Linked DNA regions of Homo sapiens: region 2 is linked to region 1. A link is an interaction called in ENCODE POLR2A ChIA-PET data of the cell type or tissue named here. Cell type or tissue: Panc1. All regions are shown on one strand. Links, peaks and the distances in the headings refer to the core of each region. The heading gives the core; the rest is flanking DNA. Region 1 has its middle 6.0 kb from the start of ALDH3A2. Region 2 holds the start of LOC105371574 (a long non-coding RNA gene).

Region 1 (9,336 bases), core at 798-8,797:
GCTGATTGCTTGAGCCCAGGAGTTCAAGACCAGCCTGAGCAATATGGCAAAACCCTGTCTCTACAAAAAATACACACACACACACACACACACACACACACACACACACACACACACACAAAAGGTGTGGTGATGTGTGCCTGTAGTCCCAGCTACTCAGGAGGCTGAGGTGGGAGGATCACCTGAGCCTGGGAGGTGAAGGCTGCAGTGAGTTCTGATTGCACCACTGTACTCCAGGGTGACTGAGTGAGACCCTATCTCAAAAAAAAAAAAAAAAAGTGATCAAAGACCTAAACATAAGACCAAACACTAAGCCTGCCAGAAGAAAACATAAGGGGAAATCTGGATTTGGCAGCGATTACTTGGATATGCACAAGCAACAACAACAAAATAGATAAACAGGACTTCATAAAAATTAGAAACTTTTGTGCATAAAAGGACACTATTAATAATATAAACAGGTAACCTTCTGAATGGGAAAAGGTATTTGCATAGTATATATCTGATAAGGGATTTATGTTCGGACATAAATTCTTAACAACTCACAAGAACAAAATATACAAACAGCCTAATTCAAAACTAGGCATATGGCTGGGGATGGTGGCTCACACCTGTAATCCCAGTACTTTGGGAGGCCGAGGCAGGTGGATCACTTGAGGTCAGGAGTTCAAGACCAGCCTGGCCAACATGGTGAAACCCCATCTCTACTAAAAACACAAAAATTAGCTGGGCATGGTGGCAGCCACCTGTAATCTCAGCTACTCAGGAGGCTGAGGCAGGAGAATCACTTAAACCTGGGAGGCGGAGGTTGCAGTGAGCCAAGATCACGCCACTGCACTCCAGCCTGGGTGACAGAGCGAGACTCTGTCTCAAAAACAAAAAACAAAAAAACTAGGCATAGGACTTGAACAGACATTTCTCCAGAGAAGATACATAGCTAACCAGGGCATGAAAATATTCTCTCTGCATCACTAGTCATTAGGGAAATGCAAATCCAAACCACAATGAGATATTACTTTATACCTATTATAGGGGTCATTACAGAAAGAAAACAGAAAGCAAGTTTTGGTGAGAATGTGGAGAAATTGGAACTATTGTACATTGCTGATGGGAACATAAAATGGTGCAACCACTATAGAAAATAGTATGTGAGATCTTTAACAAATATAGAATTATGATATGCTGCAGGGACTCAAACAGATATTTGTACACCAGTGTTCACAGCAGCATTACTCACAATAGCCAAAAGGTAGAATCAACCCAAATGTCCATTTTGTAAATGGATAAACAAAATGTGGTATACTTACAATGGAATATTAATCAATCTTAAAAAGAAATGAAACTCTGATATATGCTATAGCATGGATGAACCTTAAAAACATTGTGCTAGGGCTGGTGGTGTTGTGGCTCTTGCCTATAATCTCAGCACTTTGGGAGATGGAGGCAGGAGGATCCCTTGAGCTCAGGAGTTTGAGACCAGCCTGGGCAAAATGGTGAGACCCTGTCTGTACAAAAAATTTTAAAATTAGCCAGGTATGGTGGCACATGCTTGTGGTCCCAGCTACTCAGGAGGCTGAGGTGGGAAGATCACTTGTGCCTGGGAGATTGAGGCTGCAGTAAGCCATGTTTGTGCCACTGCACTCCAGCCAGGGTAACAGAGCAAGACCCTGTTTTCCCCTAAAAAGAAAACATTGTGCTAAGGAAAATAAGCCATATGCAGGCCTATTATACAAGGACACTTGTACAAGTACGCAAAGACACATCTTGTATGATTACACGTATGTGAGGTGCCCAGAATAGTCAAAATCATAAAGTATAGAGGTTATTAGGGGATTGAAAGAGAGCAAGAGGGGAATTATTGTTTATGGGTACAATTTCTGTTTGGGATGATGAAAATGATCTAAAAGTGAATGATATTGATGGTTGCAGAACATTGTGAATGTACTTAATGTCACTGAATTGTGCACCTTAATGGTTAAAATAGTAAGTTTTATTTATTTTATTTCAATAATAAAAATGCCTGTAATCCCAGCACTTTGGGAGGCCGAGGCGGGTGGATCATGAGGTCAGGAGATCGAGACCATCCTGGCTAACAAGGTGAAACCCCGTCTCTACTAAAAAATACAAAAAATTAGCCGGGCGCGGTGGCGGGCGCCTGTAGTCCCAGCTACTCGGGAGGCTGAGGCAGGAGAATGGCGTGAACCCGGGAAGCGGAGCTTGCAGTGAGCGAGATTGCGCCACTGCAGTCCGCAGTCCGGCCTGGGCGACAGAGCGAGACTCCGTCTCAAAAAAAAAAAAAAAAAAAAAAAAAAATAATAATAAAAATGCCTCACTTGGATCACAAACATCTACAAAATTCTACAGATAACATATTAGTCAAAAGAAGCTGCATGCCTTCCTGCTAATATTAGGAACAAAGCAAGGATGTCCCCTCTCACCACTCATTTTCAACATCGTAACTGAAGTTTTAGCTAATGTAATAAGACAAATAAAGGAAATGTATACATATTAGGAAGAAAGAAATTAAGCTGCCTTTGTTCACAGATAACATGGTTATCAAGGTAGAACATCCCAAATAATCAACAAAAAAGATTTCTGGAACTAATAAGTGATTATAGCATGGTATCAGGATGAAAGTTATTATACAAAGTCAATTATTTTACTATACAATAGCAATGAACACTTTGGATTTGAAATTAAAATTAAAAACACCACTTACATTAGCACCAAAAAGGGGCGGAAATACTTAGATATAAATCTAAATATATACAAGATCTATATGAGGAAAACTACAAAATTCTGATGTAAGAAACCAAAGGAGATGTAAATAAATAAAGAGACAGTCCATGTTCATGAAAATGAAGAGTTGAAGTTGAAAAGATGCCAGTTCTTCTCAACTTGATACATGGATTCAACACTCTCAATCAAAATCTAGCAGTTTATTTTGTGGATATTGACCAACTTGATTCTAAAGATGACATGGAAAAGCAAAAACCCAGAATAGCCAACACAATGTTGAAGAACAAAGTTGGTAGACTGACACTACCAACTACAGGATTTACCATAAAGGTAAACACAATAATGTGGCATTGATGACTGAATAGACAAATAAATAGAACAGAATACAAAACTGAAAATGGATTCACACTAATACAGTCAACTAAGGTTTGACAAAGAAACAAAAGCAATTCAATGGAGAAAGGACAGCTTGTTTGACAAATGGTACTGAAACAACTAGATATCCACATGCCAAAAAATAAAACAAAACCAAAACCTAGAGAAAAATCTTGTATCTTTCTTTTCTTCCTGACATGCATCACTATAAAACTCCTAGGATAACACAGGAGAACATCTAGGTGGCCTTGGGTTTGGCAATGACTTTTTAGATACAAAACCAAAAGCACAATTCATGAAAGAAAAAATTCATAAAATGGACTTCATTAAAATTTAAAACTTGCTCTGTAAAAAAACACTGTTAATAGAATGAAAAGACAAGCCAAGGATTATGAGAAAATCTTTGTAAAAACATAGCTTATATAAAAGACTATTTATCTAAAATATACAAATAACTATTTAAACTCAACAATAAAAAGCAACCCAATTAAAAATGGTTTAAACAGACACCTCACCGAAGAATCTATACAGATGGCAAATAAAGATGTGTAAAGATACTCAACATTATGTGTCATCAGGGAATTGGCAATAAAACAATGAGATACCACTACACACCTATGAGAATGGCTAAAATCCAAAGCACTTACACCACCAAATGCTGGCAAGGATGTGGCACAGCAGGAACTCTTATATATTGGTACGAATGCATGATGAATGGTACAGCCACTTTGGAAGAGTTTTGCAGTTTCTTACAAAGCTAAGCATAGGTCTCCAATAAGCACATACCCAAATAAGCTATTTACCCAAATGAGTTGAAAACTTACATCCACATGTTTTATGTATTTTTTGTATCTTTTATGTATATTTTACCATTTTAATCATTTTAAGTGAACAATTCAGTGGCATTAAGTACATTCACAATGTTGTGCAATCATCGCCACTATTTACCTCCAGAACTTTTTCATCATTCCAAATTGAAACTCTGTCCCCATCAAGCAGTAGCTCTGTTACCATAACCGCTTCCCTTGCCCCCTGCCCCAGCCCTTAGTAACCACTGTTCTACTTTCTGTTTCTATGAATTTGACTATTCTATCATGTAAATGGAATCATTTGTCTCCTTTTCATTTTATGTAATTTTGTCAAACTTCTCTTTTTGTATCTCTTACCTTTTGTTCTCATGCAACTTTCATCTCTATTAAGGTGTGCTTTTCTCTTCTCTTTCTTTCCTGAGTTTCAATTCGAGTTTGCCCTCTCCTGTTTTCTTATAATCTATTCTTTAATCCCTCACAGCCTTCCTTTGGGCTAACTCCTCCGCCCCCGCCCCCAAAGATCATGTGTCAGTGTCTTAAGAGATTGTGAGAATTACACATCAGAATGCTTCATCTTTTGTAAAGATCTTTATCTCCTTTTCCTTAGAGTTATATGCATGTGTGCGTGTGTGTAGTGTCTATGGTCCTGTGTTTGTTCTTTTCTATTATTGATCTGTGGACACAAACATTTATATTGGCATTTGCTGAAGAAGAGTGTTTTGAAAGTTAGGAAAGGTGTCCAAGGCAGTCTGAGGCTTCAATTCACGTCTGTTGTCTTAAACACCTTTCATAAAATCTGCTATTCCCAGCTATGGAAATATGTGCAAATAGTCAATACACATGAAAAGGAACCCACCATGATTAGTCACTAGGGAAATGGAAGTTAACATCACAAGGAGATATCACTACAAGCTGGGTGCAGTGGCCCACACCTGTAACCCCAGCACTTTGGGAGGCCAAGGCAGGTGGATGTCTTGAGCTCAAGAGTTCAAGACCAGCCTGGGCAACATGGCAAAACCCTGTCTCTACTAAAAATATAAAAATTAGCCAGGCACGGGGGCACACACCTGTAACGCAAGCAACTAGAGAGGCTAAAGTGAGAGGATGACTTGAGCCCAGGAAGCAGAGGTTGCTGTGAGCTGAGATCATACCGCTGCATTCCTTTTTTTTTTTTTTTGAGACAGAGTCTCAAAAAAGAAAAAAAAAAAAGAGAGAGAGAGAGAGAGATCACTACGCATCCACCAGAATGGGTAATTATTTTTTTAAATCAAGTTTTAGAAAGCAGCTGCTAGACTGTGTGGTAGGGAATATAAATTGGTATAAAAACACTGAAAAATTATTTGGCTTCTAAAGTTAAAACATGTATTTACTTTCACCCAGAAATTCTATAGTGGTGATTGGGTAGGGGCCTAAAAGGAATGCTGGTAATGTTCTGGGTCATAGATACAGGTAGGTAAACTCTGTAATAATTTACTGTAGGCACTGTTTTGTATTTATGTAGTATCCAATGAAAATGTAATGAAATTTGGGCCAGAAGGCAGAAAGAACTCCTGGGTACACACTCACTACCTTAGTCCCCCTGAGGTTTAAATAATTAAAAGTGTCTGTTTCATCCTTGCCTTTAAGAAAACTCTCCCTGCTGATAACTGAGCAGATCAAAGATCTAAAGGTTGTGGTGGAGAAGGGTCATGGAGTTGATTACCCCCAATAAAAACAAAAAGAAAAACTTGGTTTTTTTTAAGCTGAAAAAGGAGGATGGAAAAGTATAGTGGGCAGGCATAGTAAAATCACTACAGTCTACTGCATTCCTGAAAGGAGAAGCTTGTGAGGACTCACCCCTTACCCCTATAACCTGCTGTGGTGATTTCATTACCCATAGCTACTTAAATCAATGAGTATATCATATTCAAAAGCTGAAGGGAGAATGTTTCAGCTTGGGAGTGTAGTAAAAGAATTCCCAGTCCTCTCTTTGGTTCCATAAATATATCACCTTGTTCTATTAAAGCACTTGGATGTGATTTTTAAATATGCCCAACAAAATGCCATCAGTTGATTTCTCTAACTAATAAAGAAAATGTTCAAGAGTTGGTAGTAAATTCTTGGTGATTATGCCATTAGAATCAGAGTACATCGTTTGTAAGAAATCCTCAGCCCGGCACGGTGGCTCACGCCTGTAATCCCAGCACTTTGGGAGGCTGAGGCAGCGGATCATGAGGTCAGGAGTTTGAGACCAGCCTGACCAACATGGTGAAACCCTGTCTCTACTAGAAATACAAAAATTAGCTGGGCATGGTGGCACATGCCTGAAATCCACCTATTCAGGAGGCTGACACAGGAGAATTGCTTGAACCTGGGAGGTGGAGGTTGCAGTGAGCTAAGATTGCACCACTGCACTCCAGCCTGGGCGACAGAGCGAGACTCTGCCTCAAAAAAGAAAGAAAGAAAGAAATCCTCACATCTTATGCTCAGCAAAAGCAGCAGCTCTTCGCTACTTAGCAATTAATTTGCCCTAGGTGAAACCGATTCCTGTTCTAATTCCACACTGGAATTCTGTTCATTATTTACATTTTTTTTAAATGGAAGCATGATTCATATCTCAATTTACCTAGTTCCTTACACAATATTTATTAGCCAGCATTTAGAACTGGTTACCCTTTCAGATCAGATAAAGATTATTGGGTACACTCTCTGGCGGCCTTTGAGCTGATTTAAATATTGTTGCCACACGGTTCTAGATACTGATATTAGTTGATTGGCTTCCTATGCACAAGCACTCCTCAGTTACTTACATAATTGAATTAAACACTTTGTATATGTTGGAGCTACTGCTTTTGTTATATAAGCCTGCTTGCCTTTTCACCTACTGTCTCCCAACTTTAACTATGGTATTTCCACATGGGCTGGATTTTTTTGTTTTTGTCCAAAGCAGGCAAGCGAGAAGTAGAAGTGAAGAAGAGTTTGATGGTCTTGCCAATTTCCTTGCTTCATCATGAATCTCCTTAAGCTTCAAATTACAGGCTGTTGAGAAAGCCACAAAAGTAGACAGTGCCAAGACACTAAGACTAGAGTATGTGAGAGTGTACCATTCATTCATTCATTCATTCAATAAATACTTACTGAGCACCTACTGTGGGCCAGATTCTATTCAAGGTACTAACATTACAGTGAACATGAACAACAAAGACCCTGATTTTACAAGATATTCCAGTGAGGAAGACACATTAAAAACAACAAACAAATAGATACATTTATATTAAGAAAAATAAAACAGGGTCAGGGACAGAAAGTAGCAGAGACTGATATTTTAGACATGGTGGTCAGGGAAGTCTTCTTTAGGGAGGTAATATTGAAGCAGCAATTGAATTAAGTGAGAATGATAGCTGGACACTACAGGCAAAGGAAACAGAATGAATGCAAAAGCCCCGGGCTGGGAATGTGTTTAGAATGCTCAGTAGTGTACAGCAAGGAAGGCACTCTGGCTGAAACTCACTAAGTGGGAGAATCCTACAAAAAGAGGTTGAAGATGTAGTCACGGGCCAGGGCATTTAGGGCTTGTAGAATATGTGTAGAAAAATTCACATTTTGAATTTTATTCTAAACGTGAGGGGAGGCTATTGGAAAGTTTTAAGCAGTGAATTAACATGATCAGGGTACCTTCGGACACCAATGGCTAGGTGGAGAACAGGCTACAACAAAGTGTTATCAGAGTCCAGTCACGAAAGATAAACTATCTAGTTATTTCATGCAGAGGGAATTTTAAGAGTAATAGATGTCAAAAAGAATAATGGAGTGACATCATAGATAAAAAAGCTGCTAAAAATACCCTTAGCTGGAACCAATGGAACTGCACCAGCTTCTGTGCCATTTGGAGACACTATCACTTTCATCCTCTGTCTACTAGAGAGGTGCCACCTTGACCATGGAAGGAATTCCTAGAGTAAAGAATAATCCCTCCTCCACTTTCACTATAGAAATGGCCAGCAACTGCCACACGATTGAATCCAGAAGCAGTAAGTTACTCTCCACCTCCTGCCTTCTGATTTCCTTATAGTGCCCCCTACTGGCAGAAGCCAGCGGGCACGAGAGCCTGGGAAATGGGGTTCACACACTCTAGGTCCCTGCAGTAGAGTATAAAAGGGCAAGTGTAGAACTGAGAAATAACAATCTCTAGAGTCAAGAGTAGAAGCAGGGGGCCGGCGAGGTGGCTCACATCTGTAATCCCAGCACTTCGGGAGGCTGAGGGAGGGGGATCACTTGAGCCCAGGAGTCGGAGACCAGCCTGGGCAACATCGCAAGCCCTCATCTCTACAAAAAATACAAAAAAATTTAGCCAGGCATGGTGACACATACCTGTAGTCCCAGCTACTTGGGAGGTGGAGGTGGGAGGATCACTTGAGCCTGGGAGCTGGAGGCTGCAGTGAGCCATGATCATGGCCACTGCACTCCAGCCTGGGTGACAAGAGTGACACCTTGTCTAAAAAAAAAAAAAAAAAAAAACCCGAAAGAGTAGAAGCAGGGAAACCATCAGGATGCCCGGCCTGTTTTTTCTTTTTCATTTTTTTCCCCTCAGCTGTGGTAATTTAGCCAATTCAAAGACCTTGTTCTCCATAATTTCAACTTTCCTTCAGATTTGACCAAGTCAAGTAGAGCTGGTCAAACCCAATGGGAAAAAGACCAAAACAACAACAGAAACAAACAAAGAAACAGTTAAGCAAAAGAAATGATCGCACAATTTGTATTATTGAGCGCTCTAATGGTAAGGAGAAATTAAGACCAGCTGGTTGTTAATCTTAACTTTAGTCACCAAGGAGAGTTTCCAAGACAAAACTCCAATTCAGGTGCTTACCTAGGAATAGGGTCCAGGCTCAAGACTGCTCTTTACCATTTTAGAAGGAGAAAAAAAACTCAGACTCACCTTCCCTGCTGGAAGCCAGATGAAATTCCAGAAAGGAGTTGCCTCCCCTCCATCGTCATGGAGGCAGGAAAACGCACCTTCTTTGTTGGGAGTAAGTAAAACTGCAGACAAAGAGGTGTACAGCAAAATAAACTTTAGATCTCAACCAAATTTTGGGACATCAGGGATTCTCTGGAGTGGGGTGCTCCCAGGCCTCAGCAAATTGTCCTGTTTGAGCAATAAAAATAGCCCAAGCTGGTACCAAGCACTGATAGATTTGTCAAAGGTCAGGGCCACCTCCACTGAGTCACTTCCTTTGGCTGCCAGCTTGTAAACCAAAACCAGCTCTCAATCAATTTGGAAGTTTATTTTGCCAAGGTTAAGGACATGCTTGGGAGGGAGGTCTGTGCCTTTATCTAAAGATGATTTTGAGGGCTTCAATATTTAAAAGGGAGGAGCGGGCTGGAGGGGAAAGAGGGAGAACATGGTCATTACTGAATCCACACATTGCACAAATAG
Region 2 (9,336 bases), core at 758-8,757, 180 kb before region 1:
CAGACCTCTGCTGGACTTCTGTGATCCCTGCTACTTTCTGGCAGGGGCACACTGGGTTCAGAGACTTGTCCTACATTCAGTTGGCAGTGGGACCTTGGATAGGTCATCCTCTCTGAGCCCTAATAAATTCACCAATAAACTGGAAACATCTCCTGATTGGTCACGGGTGGAAGGTCAGTGGGATGGAGAAGGATGACTGTGGGCAGCTGGGAGTACTTCCCTAGAGGGAGCCAAGTGGGCAAGCAGCCCCAGCATGATGTCACAGATGGCCCATTGTGACTTATATTTAAAATTTATATTCAAAAGGGAAGCAGAGCATAAAAGTTTGGAAATTTTGCAGCTTGAGCATGTGGCAGAAAAAGTAAAAGCACTATCAGGGGAAGAATTAAAGCAGGCTGCAGAATAATCATTTGCTAGAGAAATTTGCATAACTGAAAGGGAGCCAAGTGCTAATTAACAGCCAAGACAATGGGAAAAGGGCCTCAAAGGCATTTCACAGACCTTTAAGGAAGCTCCTCCCATCACAGGTGCAGAGGCCTAGAAAGAAAGAATGGTTTTATGGGCCCAGCCTGAAGTGTGCCCTGTGCCACTTAGGGAGGCTCCAGCTCCAGCCATGGCTCAAAGGGCCCTAGGGACAGCTTGGGCCACAGCCACAGAGGGTGCAAGCCATAAGCCTTGGTGGCTTCCATGTGGTGTTAAGCTTGTAGGCTGGCAGAGTACAACAGTGAATGAGGCTTGGCAGCTTCCCCCTAGATTTCAGAGGATGTATGAGAAAGCCTGGGTGCCCAAGCAGAAACCTACAGCAGGGCTGGAGCCCTCAGAGAGAACCTCTACTAGCACAGTATTGCCCAGCCTCAGGTATTCCTTTATAGCAATGCAAGAATGGCCTAACACAACCAGAAAGCCTCAGGACCTTTGGCCAACAAGCGAATAGAAACTAGTGTGTGGGACAGAGCACCATGTGGCAAACACCTGAGTAGAAAGAGAAAACCTCCGAAGAGGTGGAATAGTGGAAATGTGGGGTTGGAGGCCCCACACACAAAATCCCCACTGGTGCACTGTTTAGTGGAGCTCTGGGAAGGGGGGCTAATGTCCTCCAGGCCCTGGAATGGTAGAGCCACTGGCAGCTTGTACCCTTGTGCCCAGAAAACTGTGACAGGAGCGACGGGAGCTGAACCTTGCAAAGCCACAGGGGCGGAGCTGCCCAAAGCCTTGGGAGTCCAGACCTCATGCCAGTGTCCCTGGATGTGGGACATGGAGTCAAAGGAGATTCTTTTAGAGTTTAAGTTTTTTTTGTTTTGTTTTTGTTTTTTGTTATTTTGAGACAGGGTCTTGTTCTGTTGTCCAGGCTGGAGTGCAATGGTGTGATCTTGGCTTACTGCAACCTCCACCTCCCAGGCTCGAACGATCCTCCCACCTCAGCCTTCTGAGTAGCTGGGACCACAGGTGCACACCACCATACCCAGATTATATATATATATGTATGTTTATATATATAATATATATGTGTATGTTTATACATTATATATAATATGTATAATATATGTGTGTGTATGTTTATATATAATATATAATATTAATATTATATGATATATTATATATATAATATTATATATATGTGTGTGTGTATATATATGTAGAGATGAAGTTTAGCTATGCTGTCCAGGCTGGTCTCAAACTCTCAAGCTCAAGTGATCCACCTGCCTCGGCCTCTCAAAGTGCTAGGATTACAGGCATGATCCACCATGCCCAGCCTGGAGCTTTAAGATTTAATGACTGCCCTACTGAGTTTCTGACTTAATTGGAGCCTGTAGCCCTTTCCTTTTGGCCAATTTCTCCCTTTTGGAACAGGAATGTTTACCCAATGCCCACTTCCCCATTGTATCTTAGAAGTAAATAACTTGTTTTGATTTTACAGGCTTATAGATGGAGGAAGGAAATGAGTCTCAGATGAAACTCTGGACCTGGACATGGGACTTTGTGTTAATGCTGGAATGAGTTAAGACTTTGGGAGACTATTGGGGCCAGGCATGGTGGCTCATGCCTGTAATCCCAGCACTTCGGGAGGCCAAGACAGGTGGATCACTTGAAGCCAGTTGGTCAGACCAGCCTGACCAACATGGTGATACCCCGCATCTACTAAAAATACAAAAATTAGCCAGACACGGTGGCGCATGCCTGTAATCCCAGCTACTCGGATTGCTGAGGCATGAGAATCACTTGAACCCAGGAGGCAGAGGTTGCAGTGAGCCAAGATAGTGCCACTGCACTCCGGCCTGGGCAACAGAGTGAGGCACTGTCTAAAAAAAAAAAAGACTTTGGGAGACTATTGGGAAGGCATGATTGTATTTTGCAATGTGAGAAGAATATAAGATTTGGAGGGGCCAGGGGCAGAATGATAGAGTTTGGATGTTTGTCCCTGCCCAAACCTCACGTTGAGATGTAATCCCCAATGTTGGAGGTGGGGCTTGGAGGGAGGTGCTTGGATCGTGGGAGCAGATTCTTCGTGGCTTGGTGCTGTCCTCGTGATAGTGAGTTCTGCTGAGGTCTGGTTGTTTAAGTGTGCAGCTTCACTGGTGCAATGCTTTCTCTGCTTCTGCTTTCCCCATGTGACATGCTGCTCTCACTTCCCCTTCCACCACAAGTAAAAGCTCTGACACCTCCCCAGAAGCTGAGCAAATGCTGGTGCCCTGCTTCCTGTACAGCCTGCAGAACCGTGAGCCACTTAAACCTCTTTTCTTTATATTAGGTTGGTGCAAAAGTAATTTGCAGCTTTTGCATTAAGAAAAAGTAGCAAAAACTGCAATTATGTTTGCACCAATCCAATAAATTGCCCAGCCTCAGGTATTCCTTTATAGAAATGCAAGAATGACCTAACACATCCAGAGAGCCTCAGGACACCTGGGCAACAGGGGAATAGAAGCCAGGGTGTGGGACAGAGCATTGTGTACTGAACACCTGAGTAGGAAGAGGAAACCTCCGCTGGGTGTGGTGGCTCATGCCTGTAATCCCAGCACTTTGGGAGGCTGAGGCAGGTGGATCACCTGAGGTTGGGAGTTTGAGACCAGCCTGGTCAACATGGTGAAAACCTGTCTCTACTAAAAATACAAAAATTAACCAAGCGTGGTGGCGCATGCCTGTAATCCCTGCTACTCGGGAGGTTGAGGCAGGAGAATCACTTGAACCCGGGAGGTGGAGGTTGTGGTGAGCCGAGATCATGCCATTGCACTCCAGCCTGGGCCACAAGAGCCAAACTCCATCTCAAAAAAAAAAGAAAAAAGAAAACCTCCAAGGAGGAACCCTGTAGAAAACTGCAATGTGACACGTGTTCACTGCACGTGGCACAAGCCGGAGAAGAAAATGTAAATAAAGCCTAGGAACAAAAACTCAGAGCCCTAATGAGTAAGTTTGGATTTGCAGGAGAGGGGAAAGACACGCTTGGCACTCACAGCCTCACTGAGTACATTTTCTCCACCTAAGTGAGTCCACATGTTAATTTACTCATCGGGGAGCAGCCAGCACAAAGCCTGTCCCCCCCAGTGATATGAACACCCTGGCCAGGCACATGCAGCCAGCAGTGCATCCTCACTGGGACCATATCCATGGCTCCTGTGCTCTGCGACTCTGCTCCTGCCTGGGTAAGGCTTCTGTCCCCACAAAGACCACCACTGTTCTGCTTTTCTCCCACTCTGGGTAAGTTTTGCCTATTCTGGAACCTCCTATTCATGGGCTCATACAATATGTTCTCCGTTGGGAACTATGTTCTTTTTGTGCAGCGTGAGGCTGTGTGTGCCAGCGGTGCTTTTATTGCTGAGCAGTGTTCCATTGTGTGCCTGACCACAGATTGCTTTTCATTCTGCTATTGGTGGAATCCTGGGATATTTCCAGTTTGGGGATACTATGAATGAAGCTGCTATGAACATCCTTATACGAATCTTCTGGTGAAGTCATCATAGAATTTGGAGACCAAGTTTTTGCCATCATTTATTCGGAGCCTAAAGGACCAGACGAAAAACCTGCCCAGGGTCACACAAGACTGAGAAGCCCAGTAAAGCACTCTCTGACGTCAGCGACTCAGGTCCTTTGGTCCTGTGCCTGGCTTGGACAGAGTCAGGCTTGTTCAACACTCTCTCCCCATCACCTCAGGTTCCCCATATCCCATTTACAACATCAGGATTAGCTCCCAGGCTTCTGTGGGGTGAAGAATGGGGACTGGTTTTCCTGTTTCACTTTTAGCCTGGGCTTAGGCTATGAGCAGGTCAGAAAGGGGCAATGAGGCTGGTTGCAGTGGCTCATGCCTGTAATCCCAGCACTTTGGGAGGCCAAGGCGGGTGGATCACCTGAGGTCAGGAGTTCAAGACCAGCCTGGCCAACATGGCAAAACCCCATTTCTACTAAAATACAAAAATTAGCTGGGGGTGGTGGTGCATCTCTCTAATCCCAGCTATTGGGAGGCTGAGGCAGGATTGCTTGAACCTGGGAGGCGGAGGTTTCAGTGAGCTGAGATCACGCCACTGCACTCCAGCCTGGGTGACAGAGCGAGACTTCATCTCAAAAAAAAAGTGGGGGGGGGGTGGCAAGGAGAGCAATGAGATCATATTTCCCATGTGCTGTGTGAACACTGGTGCTCTGTGAAAGGGCCACATACGCAAAGCAGCCCCAAACGCAGAAGGAGCTGAGAAACCAAAGAACAAGGCACACACATCCAGTGTGTCAGCAAAGGGTGGTTTATTTGGGGAATTTAAGGCAGAAGCATGGTCTTGGGTGACAGCAAGACAGGTGTCCACACTCCCAGACCCAGGGCTTGTACACCATGGAGAAAGTGTGCATTGCTCTACAGAGACAATGGCAGCAATCCAGAGCAGGCAGGAATGCTGTGCATCATAGCCTAGAATTTGTGTGATAACATCAGGGTTGACACGTTCTCACACTAAGGACAGGAAATTAAGTCCAGGCCCTTTCATGGAACACCAGTGTTCCATGGTGTTCCTGATTAAGTGTAGGAATCAGGAGGCATTCCTGGGACTGGAGCTAATCAGAGTCAACACGGCAGGTTTGCAGCCCAAATGGTCACTTTGTCTCTGCAGTTGGTGTCTCCCTTCCCTTCTGAGTCTCATTAACCCCATGTGCAAATGAAGGGGATTAAGGTCACTCTGGGGCTCATTCTGGGCCTAATGGTCTCTGAGGTTAACCATCCATGATGGGTAAAGTGAAGAGGGGTGTCTTTCCCCTCTGCTTGCTCCAGTCACTTGGCCCAGAGGCCCCCCTCCAAGTGAGCTCCAGGAGGGCTCCTGCATACTCCTCTCCCAGAACACAGCTCCAAGGATGCCATGATGATCAGTGTTTTAAAATGTACCTGGTAGTTGCTTTTTATACAGATATGGCAAGGCTTACAGATCTGGAGACATTTGCCATTGAAAACTAGTTACTTGAGCACGGTGGCTCATGCCTGTAATCCCAGCACTTTGGGAGGCCAAGGTGGGTGGATCACCTGAGGTCATGAGTTTGAGACCAGCCTGGCCAACATGGCAAAACCCTGTCTCTACTGAAAATACAAAAATTAGCCTGACTTGGTGGTGGGTGCCCGTAATCCCAGCTACTCGAGAAACTGAGGCAGGAGACTCACTTGAACCCCGGGGGATGGAGGAGGTTGGGGTAAGCTGAGATTGTACCACTTCACTCCAGCCTGGGCAAAAGAGCAAAACTCCATCTCAAAAAGGAAAAGAAAAGAAAGCTAATTACTTGGCCAGGCATGGTAGCTCACCCCCAGCACTTTGGGAGGCTGAGACAGCCCAGAAGTTTAAGACCAACCTGGGCAACATGGCAAAACCCTCTGTCTACAAAAATACAAAAATTAGCCAGGCGTGGTAGCACGTGCCTGTAGTCCCAGCTACTCAGGAGGCTGAGGCAGAAGGATCACTTGCACCAGGAGGTGGAGGCTGCAGTGAACTGTGATTGTGCCACTGCACTCCAGCCTGGGTGACAGAGTGAGACTGTGAGGACCCCACCACAAAAAAAAAAAGAAAAAAAAAAGTTACAGTTCTCAAGAGGAGGGAGCACGCCACCCCATGCAGGGCCATGCAGAGAAGCATTGAGGTTGGCCAGAAGGCAGGAGCGAGGGGAAGGCGTGGATAAAAGGCTTTATTGGGTTTTCTCTGGAAGGAATGGGCAAGGCAAGGTGAGTAGGCTTAGGGTTGGTTAGTTTGAATAATTTCCGCAGGCTCTGCGGTGTAGAGTGTCCCAAGTTGTCTGTTACCTGGCCCTGGGATGATCTGGGGTGCAGAGGAGCTGCAGAGCCAGCCAGCCTGTGGAACTCCTGGCAGGGTTTCCTGTAGGCACTGCTCACCTCTCCTCTGCCTTCCCAGAGCTTCACTGCCAATGAGCAGAAAGTCCAAGGAATTGGGAGTGTATCTGCAGAGACCCATCTTAAACTATGTACAGGCTTCCAGAAGACAGTCATTTAACTGGAGACCAAGTTAGGCTGTGGGTTGGAGAGGGCTGGAAGAAAATGACAGTGAAATTTGTTTTTCCACCAAGAGACATAGTGCCTCTGTTGGGAGGTGGGGGAGCTTCTACACTGAAGTGGGTTAATCTCTGAACTGCTCCTCTAGGGCTGAGGCCCCCCAGCCGTGCATGATGCCCTGAGCAGAAGGGTCTGACCAGGAGAGGGCACCAGAGCAGAGTGCGGGTCAAAGTTGCTAAAGCCCACACCACGGGTGGCCTGGGGCTCTGGGGATCCCCTGGAGTGGCTGTGGATTGTTGAGCCTGGCAATATATTGTGCATCATTTTTTTTTTTTTTTTTGAGACAGAGTCTCACTCTGTAGCCCAGGCTGGAGTGCAGTGGCAGGATCACGGCTCACTGCAACCTCCGCCTCCTGGGTTCAAGCTATTCTCCTGCCTTGGCCTCCTGAGTACCTGGGATTACAGGCGTGCGCCACCACACCCAGCTAATTTTTGTACTTTTAGTAGAGACGGGGTTTCACCATGTTGGCCAGGCTGGTCTCGAACTCCTGACCTCGTGATCCACCCGCCTTGGCCTCCCAAAGTGCTGGGGTTACAGGTGTGAGCCACCGCACCTGGCCTACTTTTTTTTTTTTGAAACAGAGTCTCACTCTATCACCCAGGCTGGAGTGCAGTGGCATGATCTCAGCCCACTACAACCTCCATCTCCCGAGTATTCTCCAGCCTCAGCCTCCCAAGTAGCTGGAATTATAGACATGCACCACCACGCCTGGCTAATTTTTGTATTTTTTGTAGAGATGAGGTTTCACCATGTTGGCCAGGCTGGTCTTGAACTCAGGTGATCCACCTGCCTCAGCCTCCCAAAGTGCTGGGATTACAGGTGTGAGCCACCACTCCTGGCTTTTTGTATTTTTTTTTTTTTTTGAGATGGAGTTTTGCTCTTGTTGCACAGGCTGGAGTACAATGGCGCGATCTCAGCTCACTGCAAACTCCACCTCCCGGGTTCAAGCAATTCTCCTGCCTCAGCCTCCTGAGTTGCTGGTATTACAGGTGTACACCACCACACCCGGCTAATTTTTGGTATTTTTAGTAGAGATTTTGGCTAGTTTTTGGTATTTTTAGTAGAGACGGGGTCTCACCATGTTGACAGGAGTTCAAGGCTGGTCTTGAACTCCTGACCTTGTGATCTGCCTGTCTCGGCCTCCCAAAGTGTTGGGATTACAGGCATGAGCCACCGCACCCGGCCCGCTTTTTGTATTCTTTTAAAATAGAGAAGTGGTTTCACCATGTTGATCAGGCTGGTCTTGAACTCCTGACCTCAAGTGATTCTCCTGTCTCGGCCTTCCAAAGTGCTGGGATTACAGACATGAGCCTGTGCATTGGATTTATCTGATTTCAAAAATCTCAAAGACCCAGGAAATGCATGAATTAGTATGACAAAAGATCCCCCCACATGCGAATATTTGAACCCTAGAAAATCTGAGCCAGGGCTGGGCGCAGAGGCTCACGCCTGTAATCCCAGGACTTTGGGAGGCCGAGGTGGGCAGATCACGAGGTCAAGAGATTGAGACCATCCTGGCCAACACGGTGAAACCCTGTCTCTTAAAAACACAAAATTAGCTAGGCGTGGTAGCACGCACCTGTAATCCCAGCTACTCGGGAGGCTGAGGCAGGAGAAACACTTGAACCCAGGAGGCGGAGTTTGTGGAGAGCTGAGATCTCGAGATCTCGCCTTTGCACTCCAGCCTGGCGACAGAGCAAGACTCCATCTCAAAAAAAAAAAAAAAAAAAAGAAAATCTGACCCATGTGTGACCTCACAAATCATCCATCCAAAATGTTCATTCTACAGATAGGGAACCCATGACCCAAAGAATAAAGCTTGTCCAAGATCAAACTGAAGCCCAGGATTTGGGAATAGAAACCAAGGGGCAAGGAGGTAAATGGGATGTCCATCACTTATTTATTTATTTAGAGACGGAGTTTCACTGTTGTTGCCCAGGCTGGAGTACAGTGACGCGATCTCGGCTCACTGCAACCTTCGCCTCCCAGATTCAAGTGATTCTACTGCCTCACCCTCCCGAGTCACTGGGACTACAGGCATGCGCCACTACACCCAGGTACTTTTTTTGTATATTTTGTAGAGACAGGGTTTCACCATATTGGCCAGGCTGGTCTTGAACTCCTGACCTCAGGTGATCCATCCACTTGGCCTCCCAAAGTGCTGGGATTACAGGCGTGAGCCACTGCGCCCAACCCGGGTCACCAATTTCAGGGGCTGGAAAATCAAGCACAGGCTTATTCCTCCCTCGGTGCCTGGAGTGCCCTCTAATGGCTAGTTCAATAACCGCCTCGAACATCTTAAGGTAAGACACGACATAGTCATGAATATTTAAAGTCCTTCACTGCTCTCCAGGAACCTCCCCTCCTTCATTAGTGTATGTGTGGGGGAAACATACACATCACTGAAATTTAAGTGCCATCATGATGAACCTTTTTTTTTTTTTTTGAGACGGAGTCTTGTTCTGTCGCCCAGGCTGTAGTGCAGTGGCATCATCTCGGCTCACTGCAAGCTCTGCCTCCCGGGTTCACGTCATTCTCCTGCCTCAGCCTCCCGAGTAGCTGGGACTACAGGCTCCCGCCACCACGCCCGGCTAATTTTTGTATTTTTAGTAGAGATGGAGTTTCACTGTGTTAGCCAGGATGGTCTCCATCTCCTGACCTCGTGATCCGCCCGCCTCGGCCTTCCAAAGTGCTGGGATTACAGGCGTGAGCCACCGCGCCCGGCCGAACCTTTTTTTTTGAGACAGGGTTTGGCTCTGTCTCTCAGGTTGCAGTGCAGTGGTGAGATCATAGCTCACTGCAGCCTTGACCT

What was found. Peaks named below come from ENCODE experiments on the same cell type or tissue, not always from the same donor. Only the 100,000 strongest peaks of a DNase experiment are listed, where the experiment ranks them.
Region 2: POLR2A ChIA-PET joins it to region 1 with 18 read pairs; 6 of 35 experiments call an interaction of 5 or more read pairs at or near these places.

The regions. Positions count from the first base shown.
Region 1 is chr17:19,638,099-19,647,434 of GRCh38, forward strand. No RefSeq gene overlaps it. Among named protein-coding and RNA genes, the nearest start is that of ALDH3A2, 6.0 kb to the right of the region's middle. RefSeq lists enhancers at 8,042-8,261, 8,808-9,336. In Panc1, for the core only: CTCF peaks have their summits at 7,978 (motif pointing left) and 8,177; no DNase peak of the experiment used is centred there; H3K4me3 peaks cover 234 bases; H3K27ac peaks cover 3,570 bases.
Region 2 is chr17:19,460,753-19,470,088 of GRCh38, forward strand. LOC105371574 (a long non-coding RNA gene) reads right to left here and starts at 219. Exons shown (of 3, transcript NR_188341.1): 1 at 1-219. RefSeq lists enhancers at 1-515, 2,156-2,701. In Panc1, for the core only: a CTCF peak has its summit at 6,889; no DNase peak of the experiment used is centred there.